Linked DNA regions of Homo sapiens: regions 2 and 3 are each linked to region 1. A link is a loop called in an ENCODE intact Hi-C map of the cell type or tissue named here. Cell type or tissue: GM12878. All regions are shown on one strand. Links, peaks and the distances in the headings refer to the core of each region. The heading gives the core; the rest is flanking DNA. Region 1 has its middle 460 kb from the start of LINC02655. Region 2 overlaps TSPAN14 (tetraspanin 14). Region 3 has its middle 320 kb from the start of LINC02655.

Region 1 (6,638 bases), core at 1,727-5,726:
AGCTCAGGGGAAATGAGAGCAGCTCACTCTAGCCCTACAGTCTCAGTGCTCGGCACACTGAGAGCAACGTTCAGTTTATGTGGCCATAGTGCCTATAGTCTGTGAAAGCCTCAGCGTGGAGTCTGTGTCTTGTTTATCAATGTTTTTTCTGGTTTCCAGCCTCACATATAGCAACTGCTATTAGTCAACAAATGTTTGCCAAGATAATAAATTAACAGATGAATGACTGTCTCCAAGTTCAATTTTCTCCTAAAGGTAGAAAGAACTTTGTTGGTGAACTTCGAAATTGTTCTAGTTATGGCACTGTAATATGATGCAAGGGTCTTCATTCCATCCCTATACTTGTACCTAATGAAGAACGCAGGAGCAATTTTTTAAGCTGGCCATCATTGCAATTTTTTTCATTTAAAAATATGCATAGTAATGGGAAACACACCAAACAGTCCTAAAACAGTTATTGTAGGGACACTGTGTCAGGCTGACTTTACTCAAAAGCATATTTCTCTCTTCCTTCTGTGCATGTAAAACACATCTCATCTTTGACCATATGTTTCCAGCCCTCACTTTCTTCTTTTCTCTTGCTTTGCCCTTCTCCAGCTTAAAATATTTTCCAAACTATTTTTTAAATTCTGATTTTTCACTTTTCATTTTTCTTATCTTCAGTAAATGTTATTGCTTCAGGAAAGACATCCTGGTAGATTTTGATAAACTCTATACCTCAAGACTTAACTCCCCTAAATGTCCCACTTCCCATCCCCAATGATAACAGACAGACAGACATACACACACACACACACACACACACACACACACACACATGCACGCATGCGCACACAGCTGTTACTGCCTTCATGAGAAGTCATAAGAGCATCTATCCTAAATTCATTGAGTTGTACTAAGAAAGGGCCTGCTTAATCAAAGAAAGGTATTATATATTTGCAACCTACAATCTAATAATCAATCTAATAATAGCAGTACTTCCCTTTGGGCATGATGGTTGCAGGGGTGGGAGAGCTTCACTGGCTGTTGTACACATAGATTCTCAGAGCTCATAAAAGAAATTATTTTAGTCGTATAATAATTTAATATGATTAATATTATACTTTTAAATATCTTACTTTTTCCTTTATAGAAACATATTTCTTAGAAATGGTAGACTTCATCAATTCCCTTTTTATAGAGGTGAGGAACTGAGTCTCAGAGAAGTTAAGTGAATTGCCCAAAGAATAAACAAATAAGTGGCCAAGATAAGACTTGGACTCAGAGTTTCTAACTCCAAAAGCCACATTCTTACAAGCAATTTCTATTGGACTTTAAGTTTACAAACCACTCTCATATAATCAACTAATTCAATTCTTACAATATTGTATTCAGTTGACATTTTCTACATTTTACTAAGAGAATCTACCAAAAGCTCCTCAGAGTTGGAGCCAGGACATATCCCATGTTGCTTGTCTCTAAATCTCTGAATTTTTAACTGTCACTGCTGAACTTTCTGTCCATCATATGTCCCTGAGAAATAGTGATGAAAAGAAATAAAAGTAACTGTGAGATTTTATTTTCTTAAAGTCAAAATTGTCAATGACAGAAAGATTCTTGTATTGTTTTAATTGCAGCTTCTCAGACCCTCAGATGACAGGTAGCATCAGACAGTTTGACTACTAACCATAGTTATCAGGGAAAGATGTTCTTGAAAGATGTGTTTGTTATGAACTAAATTGTATCTGCCCTAAAATTCATATGTTGAAGTCCTAAGCCCCGGTGCTTCAGAAGGTGACAATATTTGGAGATAGGATCTTAAAGAGGTAATTAAGATAAAATGAGGTCATTGGGTTGGGCATTAGTCCAATAAGATTTGTGTCCTATAAGAATAGGAAATTTGTAAGCAAATTAACACAGAGGCAGGAAATCAAATATCATATGTTTTTACTTATAAGGGGGAGCTAAACATTGAGTACTCATGGACATACAAATGGCAACAACAGACACTGTGGACTGCTAGAAGGGGGAGGGAGAGGAAGAGGTAGGGGTTGAAACACCAACTATTGGGTACTATACTCACTACCTGGGTGATGATGGGATCTGTCCTACCCCAAACCTCAGCAACATGCAATACAGACGTGTAACAAACCTGGACATGTATCCCCAGAATCTAAATAAAAGTTGAAATTCTAAAAAATGTTTTGAAAAAAGAATAGGAAATTTGGACACAGACATGTACAGAGGAAAGACCCCAAGGTATAGGGAGAAGATGGCCAACTGTATGCCAGGGAGACAGGCCTGGAACAGATCTTTCCTTCATGACCCTCAGAAGGGACCAACCCTGCTGAAACCTTGATCTTGGATTTCTGGATTCCAGAGCTATGAGAAAATAAATTACTGTTTTTTAAGCCATCTAGTTCCTAGGACTTTGTTATGGGAGCCCTAGCAATCTACTACAGTATTCATAAATAATTAATTAAACAAAGTCAAACATGGCTTTGTAAGTCTTGGCAAAATAGTACACTATCTTTGAAATGACAAGGAGAATTTCAGGATGAACATGCCTCCAGAAATTACAATTAAAGAAAATTTTCCTAGGGGTGGGAGGAAACTTTTGGAGCTGATGGAGGTCTATGACACAGATTCTGGTGATGGTTTCACCAGTTTATACTTATCTGCAAACTCATCAAATTGTATCCATTAAATGGGTTCTCCTTTTGATATGTTAATTATACATCAATAAAATGGCTTAAATACGCACACACACACACACACACGAATATTATTCAACTTCTCACAGTACGGGATACCAGGATATTGGTAATGTGATCAGTGTTACAGAGATGTCCAGCATTCAAACTTTGAGATTCTATAAGGCTTTGGTTAGATTATAGGGGTAACCTCTCTTCTAGGCTTAAGGAAGCTGACAGCTAGTGCTTGCTTACAAAGGTTTTATGGTAAGCAAGGATAGTGTGAGGTGATAGCAGAAAGCTAATTTTTAAAGTTATCCTTCATTTTTCTTCCATTTTCTGAGCATTTCATTATCTACCTTTTTCACTGTTAATTTATAAGCAGGACACCAGCAGCTTTCCTTTTCTATTGCCGCTAGGTGGCCTGATACAAGTTAGCAGTAATATTTGGAGAATGGCATATCCATCTGCAGTATAAAGTCAATTACTATCACGCCTGTAATCCCAGCACTTTGGGAGGCCAAGGCGGGTGGAGCAGAAGGTCAGGAGTTCAAGACCAGCCTGGCCAATATGGTGAAACCCCATCTCTAATAAAAAAATACATTAAAAAATTAGCTGGGCATGGTGGCGCACACGTGTAATCCCAGCTACTTGGGAGGCTGAGGCAGGAGAATCTCTTGAACTCGGGAGGCGGAGGTTGCAGTGAGCTGAGATCACACCACTGCACTCCAGCCTGGGCGACAGAGTGAGACTCCATCTCAAAAAAAACAACAAAAAACAATTACTAGAAACTGGCTTTTGTAACGCCAAGGAATTTTCCGTCATTCTTCTAGTATAAGGAAGCTCTTTTGGAAATGCAGTGGTAAGAAAGTCCATATGAAATTCATGAGTTTTGAGAGCTGCAAGGGGTGTTAATTCATCCAGTCCAATAACTTTGAACCATGGATGTACGTCATAATCATCCATGAAATTGTTTAAAGTCAAATATACCTGAATGTCCCTTGTTCCATGGGCCCAGGGTGAGCCTTGAGCATTTAGGGTTATGAAAATTGCCACAGGCGATTCTGATGTTCACTCTTGAAGAACCAGGACAACTTCCTCATTTACAGGCCTCACAATGACTCAGGGCTGTCTGGGCTGGAGCAGGCTTGGAGGCAGTTCTGAGTTCCAGCCACCTCCTTTCTGCTGCATCATAATCTCTTAGTGTTCTTTCAGTGTGTTTTGCTGTCCTCACTCTCCCCATCACCACAGCTTTCTCCTAGATTTAAATTTGACTTTGGCAAGAGAGGAGATCAGAAAAATATCACAAAACCTTATCAGATGAATGCTGAGCAATCAGAAAGCAAACATTTACCTCCTTCTCATCTTCATTACCCCCGGTGACCATAATTTCTATTTCATCACCAGCCTGGCTGGGCAGGCCCCTAATTAAATAGTTAGCTTCATCAGCTGCAGGCTTTGAGATAACAGTAGGCACAATAAACAATAGAATGTGACTCAGCTAGGTAGTTGTAGCTAATGAATGACAATCATATACAGAGTTTCAAGTGCACATTTCAGGGGATGCATTCAGTTAGAATATTATTAGTAGAATTGCTAACAGTACTAACCAGAACACTGAGACCTTATCTTTCCTATAATGGAGCCCTCCTCTAGTTTGGAGACCTGATGCAATCAGTCAAGCTTGCTTGCTCTTCTGCTTCCTTTGTGTTCAATACCAATTATAAGAAATATGGTATATAGGGGACCATACGTCTGTTTGCAGGTCTTAAGTATGTAAATTGGATTGTTTATATCTAGGTCTTCTGGAGAAAGACTTTGCTTATGTATTCAATTTATTTTCATTGCTTAGCAGTACTTAGTAAAAAGGCTTTTCAATGACCTCGGAGGCAGGATGGTCCAATCTAGTGGAAAGATCATTTCAGTAGGATCTGAAGACTCAGATTTTAGTTTCAGCTCTGCAAGAAAGAGGAAGGCACGAGTTCTGTTTCTCAAATGCAATAAGTTACTTATAAGGTTTGATCGATGGGTCATTGTGAGATAAGATAATCCATTCAAAAATACTTTGGGGATGACGCACTGTTGTGAAAATATGATGCTATTCTGGTCCAGTTCCATGGACTCATTGATATAGTCATTAAAAATAACACGATTAGCTTTCCAAGGCAATTTTCGGATTTTAATTTGTTTTTTTGAAATATAATATGATGGTAATTTTCTAAGTTTGGAATTGCTGTCTCTTCTATAGAAAATAATTGAAACTGAAAATATAATATAAATGTAATTAGATTTAAATGTCGCTAATATTTTTGGTTCTATTCTGTTGTGCCACTGGGGCAAGTGCCTATCTACTTGCTATGCCTGTAGCATCTTCATGTTTACGAAACAATTAACGTTTCCTAGAACCATTTGGAAAATGTTACGGTATCTTTACTTTGCTCAGCATAAACAGGGAGGCAGAAAGAAGCTCAAAACTATGGAAACTCAAGGGGCGGTGGCTTACCATACTCAGTAGAACCGTATTTATCCATGTTTTCCCCCCAGATCTCCCAATTTATTAGATTCCCACATTAGGAGGAATCATCCCTTCCAAACTGAAACTTTGTTTGTGGAGAAATGTCTTGGGATTGATTACAAAGGGAGAATTATCAAATAAATATTCCACTTTTATGTTATTGTTTTGACTGGAATATAATTGTAAGGTCTTAGAGACACAGAGCAAATATATTATTCATTTGTACATTAATTTTTAAAGGAAAACATTTTAGTCTGATTATGAATACTACAAGCAGCATAATACTAGACAATAAAGAAATGTATAAAGATGCTGGCTAAATCACCCATAATTCTGCTTTCAAGAGTTAATACCATTTGGTGTGCCCCTTAAGACTTCTTCCTTCTCATGTTCACTTAGAAAAAAATATATATCTTTGTGTATGGTTTATAAACAGTGGGATGCTATTACATGCTGTTTTGCAAGACATTATTTTCATTTGATGGAATACCTTTTATTGTTTTCGAGTAAATGCGCCTGTGCATCATCATTTTTCATGGCTTTAGTTTCTTTCCTTTTATGGACTGGCCATCATTTAATTTTCCAAACACTTTTATGAGCCCTGAAAGTTGTTTCCAATTTTTTATTGTTATAAACAATGCTAAACTTTAAGCACTGTTATTTAATGTGAAAAACAGGGCTCAGGCTGTCTGCTGTACAGGCTTTACGTAGGGAGTATACAAAATAATGTTTGCAGAAACCATGATAACATATATTCATATAAGACGGCGTGGTGGCTCATGCCTGTAATCCTAGCACTTTGGGAGGCCAAGGCAGGTGGATTGCCGGAGCTCAGGAGTTCGAGACCAGCCTGGTCAACACAGTGAAACCACGTCTCTACTAAAATACAAAAAATTAGCCAGGCATGGTGGTGTGCACCTGTAGTTCCAGCTACTCAGGAGGCCAAGGCAGGAAAATCACTTGAACCCGGGAGGCGGAAGTTGCAGCAAGTCGAGATTGCGCCACTGTACTCCAGCCTGGGCAACAGAGCAAGACTCTGTCTCAAAAAAAAAAAAAAAAAAAAAAAAAAAAGACTTTCATGTTATCTAGGTTTTCAAATATGTTATCATATTGTCGGAAATTCACAAATTTGTAATTTAAAAATTTTACATCTGTATATATGGTATTCTCTGTCCTAATACTTGTGGTCTATTTTTATTACATTTGTCTGAGATTACTAGGCCAATCATTCAACAAACACGCATAGATGATTTTTCCTGTGTTGGTCACAGTGCTACGCTACGGATACAATGGTTAGCAAGGCAGACATAGTCTGTGTTCTAATGGAGACACACTTCCATTCATGTGGCAGACACAGAATTTAAAAGGACTGTGTATTAGTTTGTTCTCATGCTGCTAATAAAGACATACCTGAGACTGGGTAATTTATAAAGGAAAGAGGTTTAATTGAC
Region 2 (6,638 bases), core at 1,531-5,530, 650 kb before region 1:
CACATTTCAGCTAGCCGAGTGGTTGGTGGGGGCGGCCGTCTTTCCAGGGATCTTCCTGGGCCCTGGCACCCCCAGAATGAAGCCCAGACTCCACCATAATGGCCCTGTATGCCCTTCTATCCCCTTAGCTGCTGGTGTGATCATAGCCTCAAATTGCTGGGCTCAAGTGATCCTCCCACCTCAGCCTCCCAAAGCACAGGGATTACAGGTGTGAGCCACCACGCGCAGTCTGATCCCACTCCGATCCCTAACGTTATAGTGACAGGCCCTGGAAACCCAGGGCCACCAGATGTATTTTCCCTTTCCTTCTCATTGTGTTGCACCCCAACTTCAGTTGGAGACTCTGGATATATCCATCCCCACATCTCTGAACTCCACTGCTTGGGCCACCTAATGTCATCCTCAGTTTAGTTAACAAAGCATGGTTGAGATTTCTGTGGGGTGCGAGGCATTGTTGCAGGCACTATTCCAAGTCTGGAAAGTCCCTCACCAGCTATGAACTTGGTGTGGTCTTAGAACCCAGGCTGGACATGGCATAGGTGCTCAGTAGTGTTTATTGATCTGAGCTTGATCTCAGCGTAGCAGGATCATTTAGGGAGACGGGGTTGTGGGGGGGGTCTGAGCCCATGGGTGCTTCTGAAGGTTTGTGGCTGCCCCAGGAAGAAAGGGCATGGAGCTGCAGAATGGTTGGCTGCCCAGGGAATTGTCCCCTTCACCAGCTGGGCAGCTGTGCTAGTCTCTGAGGACTGGTGAAGGTCCTTCTCATGTAGGAAGTGGCAGTATGAAGTGGGAGAGGAGATGGCTCTGCCCTGAAGGTTGTGGCGGCAGTGAAGTGAAGTTCCCATGGAGGCCGGGGAGCAGGAAAGCCCTGGGTTCTGGAACTATTTCCTGAGGCCTCACTCTATGCCACCATGTGCTCAGGAATTTGACCCATTTAACTTCAACTGAGGTAGAATTCCTTTTAGCAGTGCCTGCAAAGTGGCATTGTGCCAGGCCTGGGAAACCTTTGCTGGCTTAAAATTTAGTGAAGGACAAGATTATTTCATAGTGATACTAATGTGAGTTTATTGAGACTTACACCCTAGAAGTTTGACTTGTAATAACTCATTTAATCCTTGAAAACAGCTGTGATGGCTGGGCGTGATGGCTCATGCCTGTAATCCCAGCACTTTGGGAGGCCGAGGTGGGTGGATCACCTGAGGTCAGGAGTTCAAGACCAGCCTGACCAACACGGTGAAACCCTGTCTCTACGAAAAATACAAAATTAGCTGGGCGTGGTGGCACATGCCTATAATCCCAGCTACTTGGGAGGCTGAGGCAGGAGAATTGCTTCAATCTGGGAGGTGGAGGTTGCAGTGAGCTGAGATCGCGCCGTTGCACTCCAGCCTGGGCAACAAGAATGAAACTCCATCTCAAAAAACAAAAAACAAAAAGCAAAACAACCGTGATGTCAACAGCTCCATTTTACAGATGAGGAAACTGTGGTCCCGAGAGGTCACAGAGTAACTTGCTTGAAGTCTCAATATGAGCTGGGTTTTCTCATTTCTTTTTTTTTGATACTGAGTCTCACTCTATTGCCCAGGCTGGAGTGCAGTGGCGTGATCTCGGCTCACTGCAACCTCCGCCTCCTGGGTTCAAGTGATTCTTCTCCTGCCTCAGCCTCCCAAGTAGCTTGGACTACAGGTGTGCACCACCACACCCAGCTAATTTTTGTATTTTTAGTAGAGATGGGGTTTCACCATGTTGGCCAGGCTGGTCTTGAACTCCTGACCTCAAGTGATCCGCCCGCCTCGGCCTCCCAAAGTGCTGGGATTACAGGCGTGAGCCACTGTGCCGGACCAGGTTTTCTCATTTCTAATTTAGACAATATGTTCCTCTCAGAGGTGATTAAAATGGATTCATATACCAAACAAGCCTGGCCCACAGTGGAACTAATGAATGTTTTCAGTGAAGGTGCCCTTGTATCCCTGCCTCTGAACACATCTCATCTGTCCAGCACAGCCTGGGCACATAGCAGGTACCCCGGAACCCCCGCTGATTGGTGATGGAGCTTCTGTCTCCCTAAGGCCAGGGAATGGGAAGACCAGCACTACCACATGCAGAAGATTGGGGAGTCACTGCTTGTGTCTGTCTGGACAGATCACGGTTTGCTGTGGTAACAGCAATCCCCAGGTCTCAGAGGCTTAAAGCAACAGAGGTTTATTTCTTGTTCACACTGCATGTTCATCACTTATCTGCTTTATGTTGTCCTCACTGGGGGGACCCATAGTGATTAGTGGGAACACCCCTGGTGGCTTGGACAGAGGGACAGAGAACATGATGATCCCTGTGTCCTGCCACTGAGTCCTGGTGGCCTTTAAGATGCCTATGGGAAGGGGATTAGGTTCCTGCTGCCTGTCTCTGCCCTGCCGTGTCAGTCCTTGGATATCTTGCATGTTCCATCCGCTACCTGGATGTGGCCTGTAGGGGCAGCCACCTTTCCTAGAAGCAGGAGCAGGTAGCGATACCCAGGCAGGCCTGGTCCTCCCCACTTTTGTGGGACTCGGGGATTGAGCTTGCAGGCATAGGGGTGTAGAAAGCAGTGGTAGCGAGGTGACTGAAGGTGGACTCCCACTGGGGATGGGATTGAGTGTGGGGCTAGATCCCTGGTCTGTAGAAGGGAGTAGGAACCCTGTTAGTTAAATTTTCCCCCTCAGGCCACGTTAGTAGGATTTTGAAGAGTCAGCCACACTGTGGCTCTTGATTTTGTGCCTGGTCACCTGCTTGGTCTCTGGTGATTTCCCTCGGGGCCAGCAGACACTGTTGGAGGTGGTGAGGCCTCAGGTTCTTCTGCTTCATGGTTAACTCACTCTGCTTAGGCATATTTCCACCTTTTCCAGGGCCTCCGTTTTTCTGCCAGTGGATTGAGAGGTGGTGGTGGTCTCCAGCAGTGGTCTCACTCTTGGCAGGCTATCAGAGTACCCAGGGAGCTGCGTAGAATGAAGTTTTGAGAGTCTTTGGTCTAGGTGAATGCCAGCGTTTCAGTTTGCTTATCTTCCATTATAGTAGTGTCCTCTGTAACTGTGAATCAGGGAGGTTATTCATAATATCTCCACATCCATTTTCTCCCTTAATTGCGTATGCTTTTGATTTAGACAGGGCAAGTAGCCATTTTGGTGGAGCGCAGGCCCTGGCAGGGGGGCAGTGTCCAGTGCCGCTCTCAATTAAACGTGAAGATGTGAAGATGAATAACACTGTCCAGCTTGCAGAGTGGACGGTGGTGAGGCAAGCTTTCAAGTTGCACCTACTTTCTAGTTGAGTGACCTACACAAGTCTTTGATTTTTTTTTTTTTTCTTCCTGGAAAAAAAAAGTTGTCTACTTTTCTCATCTGTAAAGTGAGAAGAATCAAGTCTGCCTTTTCTGTCTCACGGGGTTGCAGTGAAGCATTAGTACCCTGAGAAGCAAGATCCAAAGCCCCTGAGTTAGGCCTGACACTGGTGTGAGACAGCTGCCATCTCTGGCGGCACTCAGCAAGTGTTCACCAGCAGCTGATTCTGGGAACCTCACTTCCTCCGCCCTTGGGCTTGGTGGGGTTGGGTAGGGTTGGGTGGGGCTGTGGTTTTCTTTTAGGAGGCAGCAGGCCAGGCCTGGAGACCAGAGCTTAAGTGGGCCTGGGCAGGCTGGGGTTGAAACTCTTCACCCCTTGCGGTCTGTACTGCCTCCCAACTGAGCAGCCAGGGAGAAGGCCTAGAGCCTGTGCCTTTCAGCTAGATAGCTGGAGGAACTGGCTCCTCCCTCCTTAGGCTGTGCTGGCCTGAGCTGGGAGCCTGAGAGCTGGGGCAGTTGTCTCTAAAGTGGCTTCTGGGATTCTGGTAAGAGGTGAGCTCCTGGTGCTGCCTCAGAGTCTTTGTGTTTCCTGGCATTTGGGAGAGCTGGAGTTGGGCTGTCCTGCATGGGTAAGGTTTGGGGAGGGACTGGAACAAGGGGCTAGTGAACCTTCTCTGGGTTTTTCCTGCCTGACTATGCGTTGACAGTCCCAGCTGTTGGGCCTGTGCTCCTGTACACTGCACGGCCTTGAGAGGAGTTCGGAGCCCTAACATCCAGGAGAGAGGCCCCACAGCAGTGGAAGGAAATGGGCCTCTCCCGAATCTCTTGTTTGTACCCCGAGGTCTGAGTGGTGATCCTGGGGATGCTATGGGACTCTCAGCAGTAGGAGTGTGTCTGTCCCCAGTCTGGGTGCCCACCAGCTGTGCTGAGGGTCCTCTCCTGTGTCCCTGGGCCAGGCAGACAGGGTCTTTTTCTGGGGCTTGTTAGGGGAGGTCAGCCACAGCCCCAGACCAAGTAATTTACACACCCTGAGTGAGGGGTGGGAGCAGTGGGTCCAGGAAGACTTAGGGAGCTGGTGAAAGAAAAACTTAATTCTGACACTTGTTAAACTGGTAAGGTAGACTGTATCAGGACTATTACGATAGATGTAGGAATTATCGCAATGGATTTTGCAGTAGAGGGGAGAGAGTGGGCCAACTCCAAATACAACAAAGAAAAGTGGGAACTTATAGCCAAGGAGCGGAGTGTGGGGGCTCCTGAAAATTTCTAAGAGGGTAGGGAAATTTTTACTAAACTTAGCTAACTGAATTCTTGCTGCAGGCAGGCCAGGGTGATCAGGTTTTACCTGGGAGATAGTACAGGATGAGAAATACGTTCAGATATCCAGGGTGATTAGATATTGAGGTTGGGGGATTCTGGTTAACAGGAGTTTTGCTAAAACTAGGCTCTTAGAGAGAATGGAGTTAGGAACCCTAGGTCAGGACCAGATGAGTAGAGGGCTCAGAGGAATAAAGTTTGGTGAGGGACAGAATCTCTGTCAGTATCCCGTGGTTGGCAGTGTCCTGTCCATTCTTCTTGCACTGGCCTGTCCCTCAGGAGACAGGTGTGAGTGGTCCTGAGCTTGGGCCAGTGTAAGAGTAGGGGACAGGTTTCTCTCCTTGTAGGTGTCCCTTCTTGTAAGTGTCACTCTCTTTTTTTCCAGAAACCTTGGTCCTTTTCAGCATCTGCTGGCCCCTTGTCCCTTGGCTCCCTTGCTCTTGGCCTGCTGGATTTCCCCTCTGCACCCAGGAAATCGCATGGACCTGGGTCCTTGTTTCCCTACAGCCCACCAATTTTGCTGCTTTTTTCTGCCCCCTGAAGCTGAGCTCCTGCTGCAATTTGTGTTCCCTGCTCTCCCTGTCCTGGGCAAACCAGTCTGACAACTTTGTGGTTCTCGCTCCCGCCTCCATCAGCCTGGGGATTGACTGTCCCATTTGTCTGAGCTGGGCAGAGGGAGGTGCTGTGGGGGATCTCTTCCTCTTGCCTGGACTGCACACTCCTGCTGCCTTCTAGCCGGAGCTCCTGGGCATTTTGCCTATGGGAGCTTCACCAGCTTCCTTCTGTCTGAGGCCTACAAGTCCCTGCCTCCAGCCTACCTTGTTCCTCCTCCATGAGTGAGGCTCCTCCTTTTCTCTCTGGCCCTCCTGTCTACTTGATCAGACTCTGCCTCTCTTGAGGGCCGGCTCCCTCCAGCCTACCCTGCACAGGTGACCCTGTTTGGCCTGCCTCCTTTTCTTGAGGCTGATCTTGTCTCAACAGTCAGCTTTTCAGGAACCAGGCCCTTGCTGTTGTAAGGAAAACCTGTCGGCTGTGGATGGGGCCTTCCCTCCTTCCTAAAGGCTCTGTAGCCAGCTTCCACCCTTGCAGTGGAACAGTGGTGGTGCCAGAACCCTGCTCTCTGCAGCCATCCTGCCTACCACAGTCATTGTGTTTTGTAACTCTAGTAGCTTCTTGTGAAATACAAGTGATGGTATAAACGTGGATAGGTTTTTGAGGGGGGCATGCCAAAATCAGAGTTGGTGGTAGTGGTGGGGGATTCATTCCCAAGGGCTCTGGGGTGCTAAGTGTGTGAGCAAAGAGGAACAAGTGGCATGTGCCCAGGATGGGGTGGGGCGGGCAGGTTTAGTTGAGGGCTCCTCTGGTGTAGGGTAGCCCTGACGCTCCCCTCCATGGCATGACTGATGAGGTGGCAAAGGCAGGTGCCAGGATTTGGTGTGTTGAAGATTAGTGCCTGGGTTGGGCTCTGCTCACTCCTGCAGAAAGACGGTTGGAGAGGGGCTGGTCTTGGTTTCACAGAGGATTGTGGGATTACAGGCAAGACCTGCTGAGGGCTTGCACTGAGCCACCGAGAGGAGCAGAAAGAGATACGAGGGCTTCAGGTGCCAGTATGGTTCTCACTGTTGTGAGATCTCATTTGTGCCTTTTTTTTTTTTCCTTCAGACAGGGTCTCACTCTGTTGCCCAGGCTGGAGTGCAGTGGCCCTATCACAGCTCACTGAGGCCTCCACCTTCCTGGCTCAAGTGATCCTCCCGCCTCAGCCTCCTGAGTAGCAGGGACCACAGGCATGCAGCACCACACCCAGCTAATTTAAAGAATTTTTTGTAGAGATTGGATCTTGCTATGTTGCCTAGGCTGGTGTCAAACTCCTGGGCACTTGATTTGTGCTTCTTAATTCAGGGGCTACTTATTGAACATATTTAGCAGTCTTCAGAAAGCATCTTATTCTGTAAGGGGAACCAAATATACCCATTCCCCCTCTCTGGCCTTCTTTCCCTGTGGTCTGGGCGGTCTT
Region 3 (6,638 bases), core at 1,765-5,764, 140 kb before region 1:
TTACTACTGCTCCTAGTAGTTATATTTCTTGCAAGAATATTTTTATATTTCTAATACTAAAAAGGTACTAAAAATTAATTTTTATCAGTAGAATTCTAGTAAAGTAATTATAATGTATCCATCCAATGGCATACTGTATATGGGTAGTGAAATGAACATTTTCAATATCACATTATTAAGTGAACAAAGGAAAATGCAGAACAGTGCATATTGTATGCTTGCATTGGTATGGAAAAGAAATGTATGTATTTCTGTATATCTACGAGACTTTATAATTGTTGATGAGGGTTATTCATTCTTTAAACTGTGTGACTTCTTTTTTTATATTTATTTATTGTTATTTAAAAAGGAAAGTATTTTTCATAGAGACAAGGTTTTGCCATGATGCCCAGGCTGGTCTCAAACTCCTGGGCTCAAGTGATCTGTCTGCCTTGGCCTCCCAAAGTGCTGGAATTACAGGTGTGAGCCATGGCACCTGACCCAAACTGCTGGAATTCTTAAGTTCTTTGTCATTTTTATAATGGTGAAAAAACTGTCATAGTAATTATAAGCAGGAAATATTTATTGATATGAAAACCACACTCAATATATATCTAAATAAAAATATTAAGCTACAACAGTAAACATTTAGTCACTCTGTGTCTTAGTCCTTTTTGTGCTGCTATAACAGAATGCCAGGGACTGAGTAATTTATAAAAAAGAAAATGTGTTTCTCACTGTTCTGGAGGCTGGGAAGTTCAATATCAAGCTGTAGCATCTGGCGAGGACCTTCTTGCTGCATCATTCCATGGCAGAAGGCAAGAGGATGAGAAAGGGTGACAGTGAGAGAAAGAGAGAGCAAGCAAGAGAGGACCAAACTTGCTTTTATCAAGAAGCCACTCCCATGATAACTAACTCCTCCAATAGTGGCATTAATTCATTCATAAGGGCAGAGCCGTCATGACTTAATCACTTCTTAAAGGTTCCCCTCTCAACACTATTGCATTGAGAATTAAATTTCTAACACATAAACTTTGGGGGACCCATTTAAACCATAGCACCCTAAAATTCATGTATACCTATCACAGGGGAGAAAAGGTTTCTTTTCTTTCAAGACTGAAAGACCTATGATAAAAAACAGATAACAAGCAAAAAGGAAACAAATTTATTTTATATAAGTTTTATGTGACACAGGAGTCTTTAGAAATGAAGACCCAGTGGCTCATGCCTGTAATGATTACAGTGGCTCATGCCTGTAATCACAGAACTTTGGGAAGCTGAGGCAGGAAGATTGCTTGAGCCCAGGAGTTTGAGATCAGCCTGGGCAACATGGTGAAATTCAATCTCTACAAAACATACAAAAAATTAGCTGGGCATGGTGGTGTGTACCTGTCCTCCCAGCTACCTGGGAGGCTGAAGTGGGAGGATTCCTTGAGCTTCGGAGGGTGAAGCTGCTGTGAGCCGTGATTGCACCACTGCACTCCAGCCTAGGTGACAGAGTGAGACCCTGTCTCAAAAAAAAGAAAAAAGAAAAAGAGAAACAAAGACCCCCCAAAACAGGAAAAACTGTATTTTTGTGAACAGTTGCACAGAAGTATAACTGGAGGAAAAAAAAGAGTATGATGTAAATGGTAATAAATTGGGGCCGGGGGACTTAGCAAGGCCTGTTTGTTCAGATTCTTTCCTGTGTGCCTGTGCTACATTCCTTTCCTCTGGGTACAGACAGGACCTCTCTGGAATGAGGGTCTTATGAACTATTTTAGAGGAAGGCCAGTGAATTATTTTATGGGCTGCTTCAGGGGAGAAGGGTGGGAGAAGGTCAGAGAGACCTTCCTGCTTCTGCTATTTTCTCAAATGTCAAGGTGCTATCCTTTGGGGTAGTCTGTGATCCCCATCAATATAAATAACTCTGGAAAGCCATTTGACAATATGTGAACACTGATTATTTCTTAGTAGTGACATACTTGGAAGTTGTATTTTTCTGGCCTACTTGATTTCTACACGTTAAAAAAATAAAATGAATATTATTTTGACATAAGACAAATAATTATAGATATTTAGATATATGTGTATATAAAATATTAATATTCACTATCTCTTAAAAATCAATGTAGCTATTAGGTCTGTGATTTCTTGTATCTTCTATTACAAGCTTTCATTAATATTTAAATTAGATAATATTTAAATTTAAATGGCATACTCTGGGTTTAATTTCAGCTTTAAAAATTCCTAGCTATTTTTAAATTAGTCTCTTTAAATATTTTTTTTTCTGAGCCTTTGTTTGCTTATCTGCATAATCCGAGGATTAAATTGAAAACAAACATGCAAACCCTTTGGCAATTTTGTAGATTCTTTACAAATGATAGTTGCTAATGTTATAAAGTTGTATGAGAGCATCATGTTCAATGACGGTTGAAAACATTGCATAAAATTGAAAAATAATACAAAGATGCTGCTGAAATTAATTATTCATCACACAACTAGTCATATTCAGAAAGCATGCCTGCTCCACTGATTCCCTCTGTCAGCCTTCTGGCAACACTTAAATGGCTTTAACTACCTCATGGAAAGGTTGTTTCACTTCAGTTTTCATGCTCAGCAGTGTTTAAAACAGTTTGTTTAACATAACAGAGGATCAATTAATTTTATCTGAATTAAGCTTTATTAATCATTGTTTTCATCTAAAATAAATATTTTCAAGGTTATCATAATTTTTTCTTGTCTTTGTGAAATGAAACATTTAATTTGGTTCTCTATGAGGGGGAAATGTAAAGAGGATTAAAACAGTACTGGAATGAGCGCCTTAAAAAACTCACTAAACAAATTTGGTTGGCTCTCTGTTCCTCTTTCCTTTTGTTTCCTTTTTGATAATGCTTCTGTGAAACTGAAATCGCTTTCATCTAGGAACAGTTTCCTGGGTCTTTTTATGATCTGGGTATAGTTAGACAATCAGAGTTGAAATTTTAGAATTCATGTCTTCTTGGTGTTTGCCTTCTTTTAGAGGACACTTAAAGTTTTGAAAATTATTCCTGGATTTAAGAAGCCCTGAGTGCCTTTGATAAGAGATGGTGACTTTCAAGTGCTAATTGACACACTTGGTTTATCACAGGATGCCAAGATCACCAGATGAGACACCCAAAGAGAGACATCAAAATCTCTCCCCTTCAAAGGAGCTCCCATACAGTTTGTTGGGAGTGCAAATTGGTGCAACTTATCTGGAGAACAATTTGCCAGTTATTTATCAAAATTATAAACGCACCTACACTTTGAACCAGCAACCTCCCTACTTAGAATATATACTGTGGATATACAAACATAAATTATCCAGAATATAAGTACATGGATATTCTTTAAAGTATTTTTTTGTAATCACCAAAACATTAGACAGAACTGTCCAACATATTGTGATAATGAAGGTAAAATATCTTTATTCTTAGGAATTGCATGCTGAAGAATTTAGGGAGAAGAGAAATATGACAAAAATGCTAACTGTGTTGAATCTAGATGATGAACACATGGGTGTTTATTGTACTATATCTGTTTTTCTCTATGTTGAACATTTTCATAAAATGTTTAAAAAAATAGTTCATTGATAAGATATTGGACAAATAAATTATAAAATGGTAAATATGTGGTTGTCAAATATGTAACAAAATAAATAATAAGTATATTTTTCAGTGAAAATGGTAAATGGCAGAAAACTAATCATCCCATGTAGAGTATCTGAAGAATTACTTTAGAATAAGGCTCTGGAGCTATGATGGAATAGCCTGCAGAAGGCAGATACTCCTACTGAGAACAATTAAAAAGCTGGATAGGATACAAAAAAAAGTGCTTGAAGGCATCAGAGAGTTACTGAAGCGACTAGGATTTGAGGGTACAAGAGCTCAGAGAGAAGAAAACCTTTAAGAAGATAACATCTGTAACTGCTTTTTATCCTCAGGGCGTTTGACTATTCTTGGTATTGAGCAAATAGTTGAGTAGCCTGGTGTAGAGCCAGGAAGATGTTTGCAGCTAAGAGAGAGAGAAGCCAGCAGAGTCTGGCAATTTCATGGAATGGGAGGGACAAAAATTAAAGTTTGGGGATATGAATGTCAGAGGTGTTTGAACCAGAGCACTCCATCTTGAATAGGGGCTGGGTAAAACAAGACTGAGACCTACTGAGCTGCAGTCCCAGGAGGTTAGGTGTTCTTAGCCACAGGATGAGATAGGAGGTTGGCACAAGACACAGGTCACAAAGACCTTGCTGATAAAACAGGATGTGGTAAAGAAACTGGCCAAAACACACCAAAATCAAGATGGCAATGAAAGTGACTTCTGGTCGTCCTGGCTGCTCATTATATGCTAATTATAATGTATTAGCAGGCTAAAAGACACACCTACCAGTGCCATGACAGTTTACAAATGCCATGGAAATGTGGGGAAGTTACCCTATATAGTCTAAAAAGGGGAGGAATCCTCATTTCTTGAAATTGCCCACCCCTTTCCCAGAAAACTCATGAATAATCCACCACTTGTTTAGCATGTAATCAAGAAATAACTATAAGTAGACTCAGTTCAGCAGCCCATGCCGCTGCTCTGCCTACGGGGTAGTCATTTTTTGTTTCTTAACTTTCTGAATAAACTTGCTTTCATTTTGTTACAGGGAAGGGGCCCCAATCCAGACCCCAAGAGAGGGTTCTTGGATCACACGCAACAAAGAATCTAGGGCAAGTCTGTAAAGTGAAAGCAAGTTTATTAAGAAAGTAAAGAAATAAAAGAATGGCTACTCCATAGAGCAGCCCTGAGGGCTGCTGTTTGCCCATTTTTATGGTTATTTCTTGATGATATGCTAAACAAGGGGTGGATTATTTATGTCTTCCCTTTTTAGACCATATAGGATAACTTCTTGATGTTGCCATGGCGTCTGGAAACTGTCATGGCGCTGGTGGGAGCGTGGCAGTGAGGGCAACCAGAGGTCACTCTCGTGGCCATCTTGGTTTTTTGGGTTTGGGCTGGCTTCTTTACTGCAACCTATTTTATTTGCAAGGTCTTTATGACCTGTATCTTGTGCTGACCTGTCTCATCCTGTGACTTAGAATGCCTTAACTGCCTGGGAATGCAGCCCAGTAGGTTTCAGCCTCATTTTACCCAGCTCCTATTTAAGATAGAGTTGCTCTGGTTCAAATGCCTCTGAGAACTTTACTGTGTGGACTTACCCCAGATTCTTTCTTGCAAGGTCCAAGAACCCTCTCTTGGGGTCTGGATTGGGACCCCTTTCTGGTAACATGAATACAGCCAGAATATGGGGCGAAGGCAAGATCCTGGTGAAAAGAGAGGCATAGAAAATTAAGACCAGCGGCCAGTTTTGTCCTTCAGGCATTTGCCAAATTCCTAAATGCAAAGTTTAAAAGTAAGCAGAATGCTCATGGAAGTCAGAGTGGCGTCTTTCGCCACTGAAAGACTTTTACCATTTCATAGTGCCAAGAAGACAAAAATTACACTTCAGAATCCACTAAAAGGAGGGCCTTTGTAAAACCACTCAGACAGCTACAGGCTAGGGGTAGAAGTGAACCAGAGAAAATAAAACTTTATAAAAACTGTAACTCAAATTAAGTCAGCTCAGTCCCTAATTGGATGCAGATGACATGCCCACGCTTTGTGTACCAGAGGTAGAGGGAAGCTCATTTAGGGGACGATAATACCTCTGGGTACTCTGTATTTTATCATATAAAATGTCCAACAATCCATCAAAAATTAATAGGTATTCCCATAATTAGTTCTAAGAGGGGGAAAAAAGACAATAGGAAAAAACCATGGATGATCTAGATTTTGGAGTTATAAAACATATAGTTAAAGTAGCTGTAATCAATAGTTTCAAGAAAGTAAAGTGAAGAATTTCATTAAAGAAGTGAAAATTTAATTATTGAAAAATGAAATATTTAAAATTCAGTAGATGAGTTTAATTACATTGCACATAGCAGAAAATAAGATAAATATACTGGTCAGTGGAAATGTTCTGGCTGAAGCACAGAAAGATAAAAAGATAGAAAATACACAAAAAAGGTTAAGAGACATCTAAGATATGGTGAGAAAGTCTGACGTGAATTGAAATTCTAAGGGTGAAGGAAAGTGATGCCAGGGCAAAAGCAATATTTAGGAAACAATGGCTGAGTCTTTCCTAAAAATGTAAAAGGAAGGAAATCTTGCTACAGATTGAAGAATCTTTATAACTCCAAGCATGAAAAGTATTAATACTAAGAAAAAAAATACTTCAGCACATTATAATAAAATTGTTTAAAACCATGGACAAAGAGAAATTCTGAAAAACTTCTAGAGAAAAAGAAGACATTACCTGAAAAAGAATATCCATAAGACAGAGCTATTTTCTCAAAAGAAATGGATGAAATTAGAACTCAATGGAAATAGACCTTTAAAACAAACAGCACAAACACACACACACACACACACAAAACAGAAAACCAGCCACTGACCTAGAATTCTGAATGTACCAATAATATTCTTCAAAAGATAAGGCATATTAAAGAATTTCTATGCAAACAAAAATTAGCTAAATTAAAATTGCCAACATTTATCCACTAAAAGAGATACTAACATAGAAAGTAAATAATCCTGGAGATAAAATAAACATGAAAATGAAGGAAGAGCAATGGAGTCAA

Evidence for each region. Hi-C counts contacts between places; a loop is a spot of excess contacts. Peaks named below come from ENCODE experiments on the same cell type or tissue, not always from the same donor. Only the 100,000 strongest peaks of a DNase experiment are listed, where the experiment ranks them.
Region 2: it touches region 1 in a loop (3-fold over the local background); 1 of 110 quality-filtered maps calls a loop at or near these places.
Region 3: a loop joins it to region 1, with 1.9 times the contacts of the local background. A loop is called at or near these places in 1 of 110 quality-filtered maps.

What each region holds. Positions count from the first base shown.
Region 1 is chr10:81,104,916-81,111,553 of GRCh38, forward strand. No RefSeq gene overlaps it. Among named protein-coding and RNA genes, the nearest start is that of LINC02655, 460 kb to the left of the region's middle. RefSeq lists an enhancer at 3,991-4,070. In GM12878, for the core only: no CTCF peak of the experiment used is centred there; DNase peaks (open chromatin) are centred at 3,886 and 4,146; H3K27ac peaks cover 456 bases.
Region 2 is chr10:80,455,649-80,462,286 of GRCh38, forward strand. All of the region lies in intron 1 of TSPAN14 (tetraspanin 14), which reads left to right. Among named protein-coding and RNA genes, the nearest start is that of TSPAN14, 4.7 kb to the left of the region's middle. RefSeq lists enhancers at 2,495-2,574, 5,458-5,537. In GM12878, for the core only: a CTCF peak has its summit at 3,505; a DNase peak (open chromatin) is centred at 3,533; H3K4me3 peaks cover 3,375 bases; H3K27ac peaks cover 3,423 bases.
Region 3 is chr10:80,962,596-80,969,233 of GRCh38, forward strand. No RefSeq gene overlaps it. Among named protein-coding and RNA genes, the nearest start is that of LINC02655, 320 kb to the left of the region's middle. In GM12878, for the core only: no CTCF peak of the experiment used is centred there; DNase peaks (open chromatin) are centred at 2,506, 2,896, 3,946 and 4,256; H3K27ac peaks cover 410 bases.